3 separate regions of the Mus musculus genome follow, and regions 1 and 2 are each linked to region 3. The links are chromatin contacts, found by POLR2A ChIA-PET in ENCODE. All regions are on one chromosome and are shown on one strand. Each heading gives the region's core, a stretch centred on a gene start or an enhancer-like site at or near the end of the contact. The rest is flanking DNA. Distances are from core to core; before and after follow the strand shown. Region 1 holds the start of 2610507B11Rik (RIKEN cDNA 2610507B11 gene). Region 2 holds the start of Spag5 (sperm associated antigen 5). Region 3 holds the start of Rpl23a (ribosomal protein L23A).

Region 1 (3,312 bases), core at 190-2,689, 78 kb after region 3:
TGAGAAACCACACTTGAACAAAAAGCTACAGATTTTGAAGATGAACCGGTGTGTGTAGTTTAGAGGATAGTTTGTGGATTTTGAGGATGGAAATCAATTCCTCGGGCCAGCAAGTGCCTTTACCTATAGATCCATCTCACAGGCCTTGAAGTTGTTATTTGAAGAGGCCAATCAAAAAAATCTGGAAGAATTATATGCAGATTAGGATCTGAGAACCAAGAACACAAAATACTTCATAATACCTTGGAACCATCTGGATTTCTTTATCTGGTACTGTGTTTATCTGGTACTGTGTTAGTAAGTCATTAGTCAGACACTGACTCATGAGAATAAGCATAACAGACCTTATCTACTTCCTTCATTTAACAATGAAGAATGCAAAATTCACTCTGGCTTGATTTGACCTTGAACTCTGTATTTCATGTAATTAAAATTGCTTCCCAGATAATCTGTAAAGGGTAAAACAATATTCACTATTTCTATATTTCACCCTGTTCTGGGTGGTGCTATACACAATCGCACAAACCTAAAAATACAGAATGGCTCTCCCCATGAAGGATGTTAGAAGATACTATCTGGCCCAGGCATGGTGACACATGCCTTTAATCCTAGCACTTGGGAGGCAGAGGCAGGCAGATTTCTGAGTTCGAGGCCAGCCTGGTCTACAGAGGGCTACACAGAGAAACCCTGTCTCAAAAAAAAAAAAAAAAAAAAAAAAAAGATAAGAAGATACTATCTGGAACAGTATTCAGACAGTAAACAAAGTTGGTTTCCTTGTGGGGTGAGATGATAGATAGCTGAGGTCTTTGAATTACCTCTTAATTTTCTCTGTAATCTTTTCAGACAGGATCACTTATGACCTACAGACACATAACTTTTGTTGTTGTTGTTTTGTTTTTTTGAGACAGGGTTTCTCTTTATAGCCCTAGCTGTCCTGGAACTCACTTTGTAGACCAGGCTGGCCTCAAACTCAGAAATCCGCCTGCCTCTGCCTCCTGAGTGCTGGGATTAAAGGCCTGCACCACCACGCCCGGCACCAGCCAGGCCGGCTCTTAATGGCCTAGGGAATGCGTTTTGGAAGTGGAACCTCAAAGTGGTAGAAACGACCCATCCTGGTCACCGCCCGGCGAGCTCGTGCGGACTCCGATCCCCCGCCCTCAGCGCGAACCCGGAGCTCCGCGGCGTGCCGCGCAGGCTGCGCTCTAGGTGTAGCGCGCAGGACCGCGCGTTCGCGGTCCGCCCCGCCCTCCCTCTCCAGAGCCACGCCTCCACTCCGCGCAAGCCGCTGGTCGGCCCTCAGGGCTCGCGCACGCGCGCGCGGGTTGGGGCGGGTCGGGGCGGGTCGGGGCGGGTCGTGGAGGGAGCCAGCCGGCTGGTCCACGAGCCGCCGGGGCGGGGACACGCGCGCGCGCACTAACGCTTCCTCGCCGTGCGTGTGCGTGCGCGGCCGAAGCCCGCCGCGGCGCTGTGCGGTTCCGGCGTCAGGGCCCGGCATGGCGGGGGTCGGGGCCAGGCCGGGCCGGACCCGGACCTAAATGCCTCTATTTCTCTCCGCGCTGTTGGTCTTGCTGCTGGTTGCGCTTAGCGCACTCTTCCTAGGCCGGTGAGGGGATTCTAGCCACAGGGTCGGGGGGGTCGAGGAAGACCGGCTGGAGGAGGCGCGGGTTGGTCGGGCGCCTTAGGCGGAGGGGGCGCGAGCAGGAGGGGGCGCTCAGCCGAGGCGAGGGGAAGCGAGGTGGGGGCAGGGGCGCTGAAGCATCTGGCTGGACCCGAAGCAATGTCCAGTCCGGGAACCGAATGTTTGCGTGTGAGGGAGGGGGCCTCCCTCGGTGGTCTCCCTTTCCTGCCCCGTTCGCCTCCGTGTCCTCTTCCCAGATTGCGAAGGGCACCTGCAGCCGCGCCCTGCAGAGAGGTCGGGAGGACTGGCTGGCTAGAGCAGAGCGGTGTTTGAGCAGTTCCGAGAGTGACCTCTGCCTTCTCGGAAACGGCTGCAGGGTGGGGACGCAGACAGGGACCCTCTAAGGAGTGTGCGATGACGTATTTAACACGACTGCCTTCACTTTGCCTTTTGAGGACCTCTTTTTACTTTGGGTTCCTAAAGATTTGAGGGTTTCTTTGTTTATTCTTTCTTTCTTTCTTTTTTTTTTTTTTTTTTTTTTTTTTTGACCTCTTTTAGAGGGTGAGTTTCGTTTGCCTAGTTTTGTTTGAATTTAGGGGCCCGTAGTTCTGGTTGTTGTGCCTAAATGAGTATGACTAGAGAAATATTTTAGGAAAATCGTAAAGTTCCTAAGAAAAATCCGGCTTCAGGATACCACCCCTTGCAAGGCCTTTCTAGAATCAAAAAGGGTAGAGGGTCTTATAATCCAACTGTTTTTTTTCTGCAGGTGGCTTGTGGTCCGGTTGGCCACCAGGTGGTGTCAGCGCAAGTTGCAGGCAGAGCTAAAGATTGGCTCCTTCCGATTTTTTTGGATCCAGAATGTCAGTCTTAAGTTTCAGCAGCACCAGCAGACGGTGGTGAGTTCCGGGAATTGCAGAGAGAAAGAGAGAGAGAGAGAGAGAGGAGAAGGGCGGGAGTGTGTGGTGTGTGTGTTGGTTTGGAGGGGGTTTCAAACTTTAGCTTCCTCCATGGGTAGTTTTCCTAGTTAACTCCACCCTTGTTGTTGTTGTTTTTGTTGTTGTTATTATTATTATTGTCAAGAGGATCTTAGGAGCTACTTGGAGGACTCTGCAATAGATGCCAGTTGTTTCAAGTGTTTATGGGACTAGATCTGGTGGTATAAACCTGTAATTCTTGTTTCTCAAGAGGCCGAAGCAAGAGAATTATAAATTCAAGCTCTGCCTAGGCAACTTAGTGAGTGCTTCTCTCAAAATTAAAATGAGCTGGAATAGTGGTTCAGTGGTAGAGCCTGGTATCTGCTGGGTCCTCTTTAGTATCTAGTACCAAACTAATGACACAGAGTATCCAGGGTATGGAAGAAAGATATGGAAGTAAACAGAGAAAGATTACAGGAAACAGCAAACTCACTGTTCTAATTTAAGAGAGGAAATAGGGTGGCAACTTGTTCATAAAAAGAGAACTGCTAAGCAAATTCAGCTAACATCATCATGAGGAGCAGGATAGCCACGTTGATCAGAGAAACCAGGGAAAGAGGATTTGTCGGGAGGACCAATAGAACTCCCTTCTCCTGGGACTCAGGACCTTTGCTGGTTCATAAACCTGCCCATCATTGATTTCCTAGCAACCAGGTACACGGCTGTCTTTACTGTCATTTTAGGAAATTGACAACTTGTGGATTTCCAGCAAACTCCTTA
Region 2 (3,137 bases), core at 621-3,120, 120 kb after region 3:
TTGGACAATTCCAAGCTCAAAAGCATTCTCAGGACTCTGAGGCAGAAGGATTGCCGAAAAATTGAGGCCAGCCTAGGCTAAAGAGAGATCCTGCCTCAAAAAAGGAAAAATCACTCTATTGGAAGAGCAGTTGCTTGGTAGAGCACAAACTTAGCATGTTCTAGGCCCTGGGACTCTTATCTTCGGCACTACCCACCTATCTTGTCTCCCCCTGTTTTTATTCAAGCAGTTTTTCTAAAGCCTACAGACTGGTACTGTTTGTCTCTAGAGTAGCAGTGTTCAATAGAAGTATAATGAATGCACTCAGGAGGCAGAGGAAGAGCTGAAAGGAGCCCGATCTATACCACCAGAGACTAGCTTAAAACAAAACAAAAAGACATGTATGATTTTAATCCTAGTACCCAGGAGGTAGAGGGCCAGTGGGTCTCTTTATGAGTTCAAGGCCAGCTTGATCTGATTTCCAGGGTAGCAACAAGTACACAGAGAGACCCTGTCACAAAGAAGAAATGAAACACAAGTTAGTATAACTTATATGTCTGTACATGTTCATGTACCTGTCTACCTGCTTGCTCACATGTGTAGGGCTTTGTGGAACCAGAGGTCAACATTACATATTTTTTTCAATCACTCTAGACTTTATCTTTCAAGACATTTTCTGTTATTGAACCCAGAACTCACTGATTCATTAGACTAACTGAGCAGCAAACCCCAGGGGATCCTCTCATTTCTGCCTCAGCCCCCATGTTGTTAGGAGAACAGGCAAAAACTGCTGCACCCAGCCCTTTTTTTTTTTAACAGGATCTATGTAGCCCTGGCTGTCTTGGTACACACTGTGTAAACCATCCTGGCCTCGAACTCACAGAGATCCACCTGCTTCTGCCTCTTCAGTGTTGAGATTAAAAGTGTGCACCACCATGCCCGGCTTTTTATTGGGTATTGGAGATCCAAATTCAGGCCCTCAAGCTTTCCTGACAAGCTCTAAGATGGAGTCATTGCCCCATTCTTCCCCTTACATAATTTTAAAATTGTCACCCATGTTCAAAAGGTTTAAAACAAGAAATTTTAATATATTTTATTTAACCTAGCATATCTAAAAATATTTCAGTATGCAATTAACATTAAAAAAATAGTTTTTCCATACAAGGTCTGAAATGCAATGTGCATTTCACACCTGTATTATATTCCCATTTGAAGAATTCAGAGCTACATGCAGCCCGCAGAAAGTTACTGACCAGTACAGTTCCTGATGGGCGCGCATACCCTGACAGAACCCTACAGTTTCTAACATTAAAGCTCTTCTTTGGTTCTCTTCTTTTTCTTCATACATTAACACTTCTAAATTGGCCTGTGATTTCATCATTCAAGAGGCTGAGGGCCAGGCAGTGGTGGTGTGGGACACGCTGTTTGTGTGTGTGAGAGTGTGTATGTGTGTGAGAGAGTTAGTTATTAATATAGCAAGCACTTGAAACAGATCACCATAAATGCACAGTAAAGTAAATATCAACTATTATTCTAGTGATCTTGTTACAGTAGGCTCCGAGGTTAGACACAAGAAAGGCCCAGAAATTCTGAAGAGGCGGTTACCTGAAGGCCGAAATTGGGCACTTAGGAACTCCCTCTGGCCGTTATGAAACTGGCACCTATGCCTGGACAGCCCAACCCTGGGGGAAGTGCGGCTCACTCGGTAACCGGGGGAACGGAGCCACTGAAACAGGACTCCACGACTCTCCAGCAGCCCACAGACACACCAGCCTGCCAGATGGGTGCTTCAGTGGAGGCGTTAGGCTGAGCGGCTCGTGGGGGCGTGACGCGCGCAGGTCCCGCCCACCATACGTACCGCGGCCCCGCAGCCAATCCCGAAGTGCGTATTGGGTTCAAATAGAGGCGGCGGGTGAAAGTGGCCATTTCGACTTGGTCTGGTTAAGTGATCGAGTTGAAAATGTGGAGGGTGAAAACACTGAATCTCGGTTTGTCGCCTTCGCCCCAAAAGGTGAGGAGAGAACTCCGGCAGACAGGGCGCTACCTGGGCGGGGCCGGGCGGGGCCGAGGCCGGTGAAGTCCGGCTCCGGACGAAGTGGGGCAGCGGGAGGCATTGTCCGCCCCGGCCTAGCGGTTGTGGGAAAACACTCCGGGAGGCCGAGACCAGCTTTCCTCACACTCGCTTTCTCTCTCAGGGGAAGCCAGCTATGAGTACTCCTCTCCGAGAGCTTAAACTACAGCCCGAGGCCCTCGCCGATTCAGGGAAAGGTCCCTCTATGATCTCCGCGCTGACCCCATACCTGTGCAGGCTGGAGCTGAAGGTGAGATTTTTAGCTTCACAACTGGGCTGTTTGCCCAGGCTCAGATGCTCAGAGGAACAGAGGGCCAAAGCTGGAACGTAATTAATAACGATAATGAAGTCTTCCACTTCCGTGACATCCATTTACAGCTATTCAGGCCAACAGAGAGGTGCCCTGGGGTGGTTAAAACGAATCCACTGAGAACCCACACCTCTATTTAGCTGGGTTCGATTTTTTTTTTTCTTTACCTCTTTTCTTGTTTTTGACCTATACCAAATTCCCGAGAAATACTGGCACATTTATGGAGAGATCTGTCTCCAAGAGTTGAAACCATATCCATCTATCCTATGGGGTAGTTAGAATTTTCCTGTATCCAATACTTTAAACTATTACCTTGCAGAATTGCCTATATTGAGCTGTACCTTTTAGTTAGAAGGTTTTCTATTGTTACTGTTACTATTATTGTTGTTTTGGGTTTTGTTTGTTTGTTTTTGTTTTTGTTTTTTGAGACAGAGTTTCTTTGTGTAGACCTGGCTGTCCTGAAACACTTTCTGTAGACCAGGCTGGCCTGAAACTCAGAGATCTGCCTACCTCTGCCTCTCCAGTTCGGAGATCAAGGGTGCCAGCCACCACTACCACCACTCAGCTTCTTTTCTACTTTTAGATTTTTTTTTTAATGTTTTAGATTTTTTTTTAATTACTTGTCAAATGACTTAAGAGAAATAGTACAAACTGCTTTTGTAAAACTTGTCAAGAGAGGAGTTTGACCCACTGGGTTCTTTAAAGACATTTTGTAGAACTTACTTGGGAAATTGTCCTGAAGAAATTGCTATCATTTCCTCTTCCTATAGGGAGAAC
Region 3 (3,107 bases), core at 154-2,653:
CAAGTTTTTACTTATGCAACTGCCAAGTAATGACTCAAAAATTCTAGGTACAAATAGGCAATGAATTGTGTCTGGTGAGTACTTCCCCCATAGACAAAACACTTTTCAGTAAGCATTCTCTCAAACTTCCTTTGAGTAGCGTCAGAATTTGATCAATTAAGTGTCTTTCAGGCTGGAGAGATGGCTCATCTGTTGAGAACACTGACTGTTCTTCCAGAGGTCCTGAGTTCAATTCCCAGCAACCACACGGTGGCTCACAAATGTCTGTAGTGGGATCCGATGCCCCCTTCTAGTGAGTGTATCTGAAGACTGCTGCAGTGTACTCATGTAAATAAAAAAACAAATAAATCTTAAAAAAAAAAGTGTGTTTCATAACACTATTCGAAGGCCATCACTCCCCAATTGGACATCTTAATCAACACTCTCCTGTGTTCCAACAAGTCCCCTATCACTTGGAACCAAGATAAGCAACATCTCTTTGAAGTCAACTTTCAAACACTGACTAAATAACCTCACACTTCCACCGCACCAGCTCCTTCAACAATTGTGTTTTATAAGGGAAGCTACGTTAAGAACTCCTAATGCCCTACTACATGCTACTGGGTCCAGGGTCCCTACTGACTTGTTTCTCCTGGGCGCACTCTTCCGAGGATATTTTGGCTGCCTCCGGAGCCGCAGGGTCTTGGGCCGCCGGAAGGTGGGTGACGTTCGGATCTTCTTCTTTTTGTGGCTGTGGACGCCTTTCAGCACCGCCTTCTTAGCTTTCAAGGCCTTCGCTTTGGCTTCGGCTTTGGGAGGGGCAGGAGCTGGGAGAGGACAATTAAAATTAAGTGTGGCATTCGTAAAGTGACCCCTTCCGGCCGTCCTGCCAGCATGTGCATCAGTGGTTCCTTTGAAGACATCACAGGTCTCAGGAGACTTCAGATTTTTTCCATCATATGCACGATACCACAGGCAAAGATAATTAACCCGTTGTACCATCACGTGGGTGCGTATAACCCCATTTAACGTGGGGAAAGGGCGAATAAGGACTACTTTTAATCCCTTATAGGTCTGGAGACCCGGAGCGCCACCCTGTGGATGTTAAGGAGCTTCCCAAAGTCAAATGCTTGGCCATCAGTGGCGGCCGCTGCCGGCCCGGTGGCTTTGCCAATCCCCTGCACTGGAACCAGCCCATGCGGCTTGGCCCACGCGGTCCTCATACCCCGCAGCGGGGCCTAGTCGCGACAGTAGCCACAGAACAAGCCCCCCATGGCTTAGCCGGGCATTCTTCTTCCCCGCGAGTTCGCTCTGCGGGTATCCAAGACCGACCTGACAGATTCCCATACCGCAACATACCTTCCTTCTTCGCTTTCGGCGCCATCTTGGCTGAAAAGGATGGCCCAGCCCAATTCCCATGAGCTTATAGAATGGAGGCTCATAAAAGTCTCGCGATAGCTTATATATAGCACTGATTGGATGAACTGTAATATGAGGCTTCTTGGGAATTGTAGTTCCATTTAATTCCCTAGAGTGGGAGACCAAGCATGCGCCACCTTTCCCTTTGAAAGGGCTTCTTGGGAAATGTGGCGTTTTTTGGTTTGGTTTAGTTTGGTTTTCCGACACAGGGTTTCTCTGGGGGAATTGTAGGTTTTGGCTTTTTGTTTTTGTTTTTTTCTAAAGATTTATTTACTTTATGTATATGAGTACACTGTAGCTGTACAGATGGTTGAGTCTTCATGTGATTGTCAGGAATTAATTTTTTTGTTGTTTGTTTTCTTGTTTTTCGAGACAAGGTTTTTCTGTGTAGATTGGCTGTCTTGGAACTCACTCTGTAAACCAGGCTGACCTCAAACTCAAATCTGCCTGCCTCTGCCTCTGCCTGCGGAGTGCTGGGGTTAAAGGCGTGCGCCACCACTGCCCAGCATGAATTGAATTTTTGGGAACTCTGCTCACTCCAGTCGGCCCCGTTTGCTCTCTGGTCCAAAGATTTATTTTATTTATTATTATACTTAAGTACACTGTAGCTGTCTTCATTTGTTCCAGAAGAAGGTGCCAGGTCTCATTACCGGTGAGCTATCATGTGATTGCTGGGATTTAAACTAATGACCTTCAGAAGATCAGCCAGTGTTCTTACCCTAGGGTCCCTAGGTTTTGGTTTGGTTTTGTTCTGTTCTGTTTTGTTTCGTTTTGAGTTGTTCTTTTCGAGAGAGGGTTTCTCTTTCTCTAGTTCTGGCTGTCCTGGAACTCACTCTGTAGAGGAGGCTGGCTTTGAACTCACCAAGATCTACATACTTCTGACTGCTGAGTGCTTGGATTAAAAGGCCTGTGCCAACACTACGTGGCCTGAGTTGTAGGTTTTTTTTGTTGGTTTGTTTGTTTGTTTTTTGTTTGTTTTTTGAGACAGGGTTTCCCTTTATAGCTCTGACTGTCCTGGAGCTCATTTTGTAGACCAGGCTGGCCTCGAACTCAGAAATCCGCCTGCCTCTGCCTCCCGAGTGCTGGGATTAAAGGCGTGCGCCACCACGTCCGGCTTGAGTTGTAGTTTTTAAAAGAAAAATGTTTATTCCCCTAGGTCTAAAACAGTGGGTGGTTATAGCATCTGGTAGCTGTGTTAAGGTCCTTAAAATTTCAGTTCGTGAGCAATTTCTAGTCTTAGGGAAGAAGTTTGCAGTGTCAGAAGCCTATAACAGTACCAACTGGGAAGAATACAGTTTAAGGGATTAGAAGGACTAGAAGGACGGTCAACACTTAAGATCATGTAGTTCGGGCTGGTGAGATGGCTCAGTGGGTAAGAGCACCCGACTGCTCTTCGGAAGGTCCAGAGTTCAAATCTCAGCAACCACATGGTGGCTCACAACAATCCGTAACAAGATCTGACTCCCTCTTCTGGTGTGTCTGAAGACAGCTACAGTGTACTTACATAAAATAATAAATAAATCTTTAAAAAAAAAAAAAAAGATCATGTAGTTCTCTTTCAGAGGACCTGGTTGGATTCCCAGAAGTCATATCTCTGTGGACACCTGTACTTATGTGCACATACCCGTACACAAACTTATTATAAAGGATTTTTAACAGAGGCAGGCAGATTTCTGAATTCGAGGCCAGCCTAGACTGCAGAGTGAGTT

Evidence for each region. ChIA-PET counts read pairs that join two places held with the same protein, here RNA polymerase II (POLR2A).
Region 1: POLR2A ChIA-PET joins it to region 3 with 17 read pairs in embryonic stem cell. The contact joins the promoter of 2610507B11Rik here to the promoter of Rpl23a in region 3. POLR2A ChIA-PET finds 5 or more read pairs at or near these places in 4 of 5 experiments (Patski and embryonic stem cell).
Region 2: POLR2A ChIA-PET joins it to region 3 with 13 read pairs in embryonic stem cell. The contact joins the promoter of Spag5 here to the promoter of Rpl23a in region 3. POLR2A ChIA-PET finds 5 or more read pairs at or near these places in 3 of 5 experiments (Patski and embryonic stem cell).

Annotation. Positions count from the first base shown.
Region 1 is chr11:78,260,315-78,263,626 of GRCm38, forward strand. It overlaps 2610507B11Rik (RIKEN cDNA 2610507B11 gene), which reads left to right and starts at 1,440. Exons shown (of 39, transcript NM_001002004.2): 1 at 1,440-1,603; 2 at 2,385-2,514; 3 at 3,276-3,312. The coding sequence starts at 1,536.
Region 2 is chr11:78,299,721-78,302,857 of GRCm38, forward strand. It overlaps Spag5 (sperm associated antigen 5), which reads left to right and starts at 1,871. Exons shown (of 24, transcript NM_017407.3): 1 at 1,871-1,990; 2 at 2,175-2,300. The coding sequence starts at 1,940. It overlaps Gm3948 (predicted gene 3948), which reads right to left and starts at 1,791. Exons shown (of 4, transcript NR_166889.1): 1 at 1,585-1,791; 2 at 402-490.
Region 3 is chr11:78,182,181-78,185,287 of GRCm38, forward strand. It overlaps Rpl23a (ribosomal protein L23A), which reads right to left and starts at 1,404. Exons shown (of 5, transcript NM_207523.2): 1 at 1,339-1,404; 2 at 623-806. The coding sequence starts at 1,363. Snord42b (small nucleolar RNA, C/D box 42B) reads right to left here and starts at 933; the gene lies at 879-933.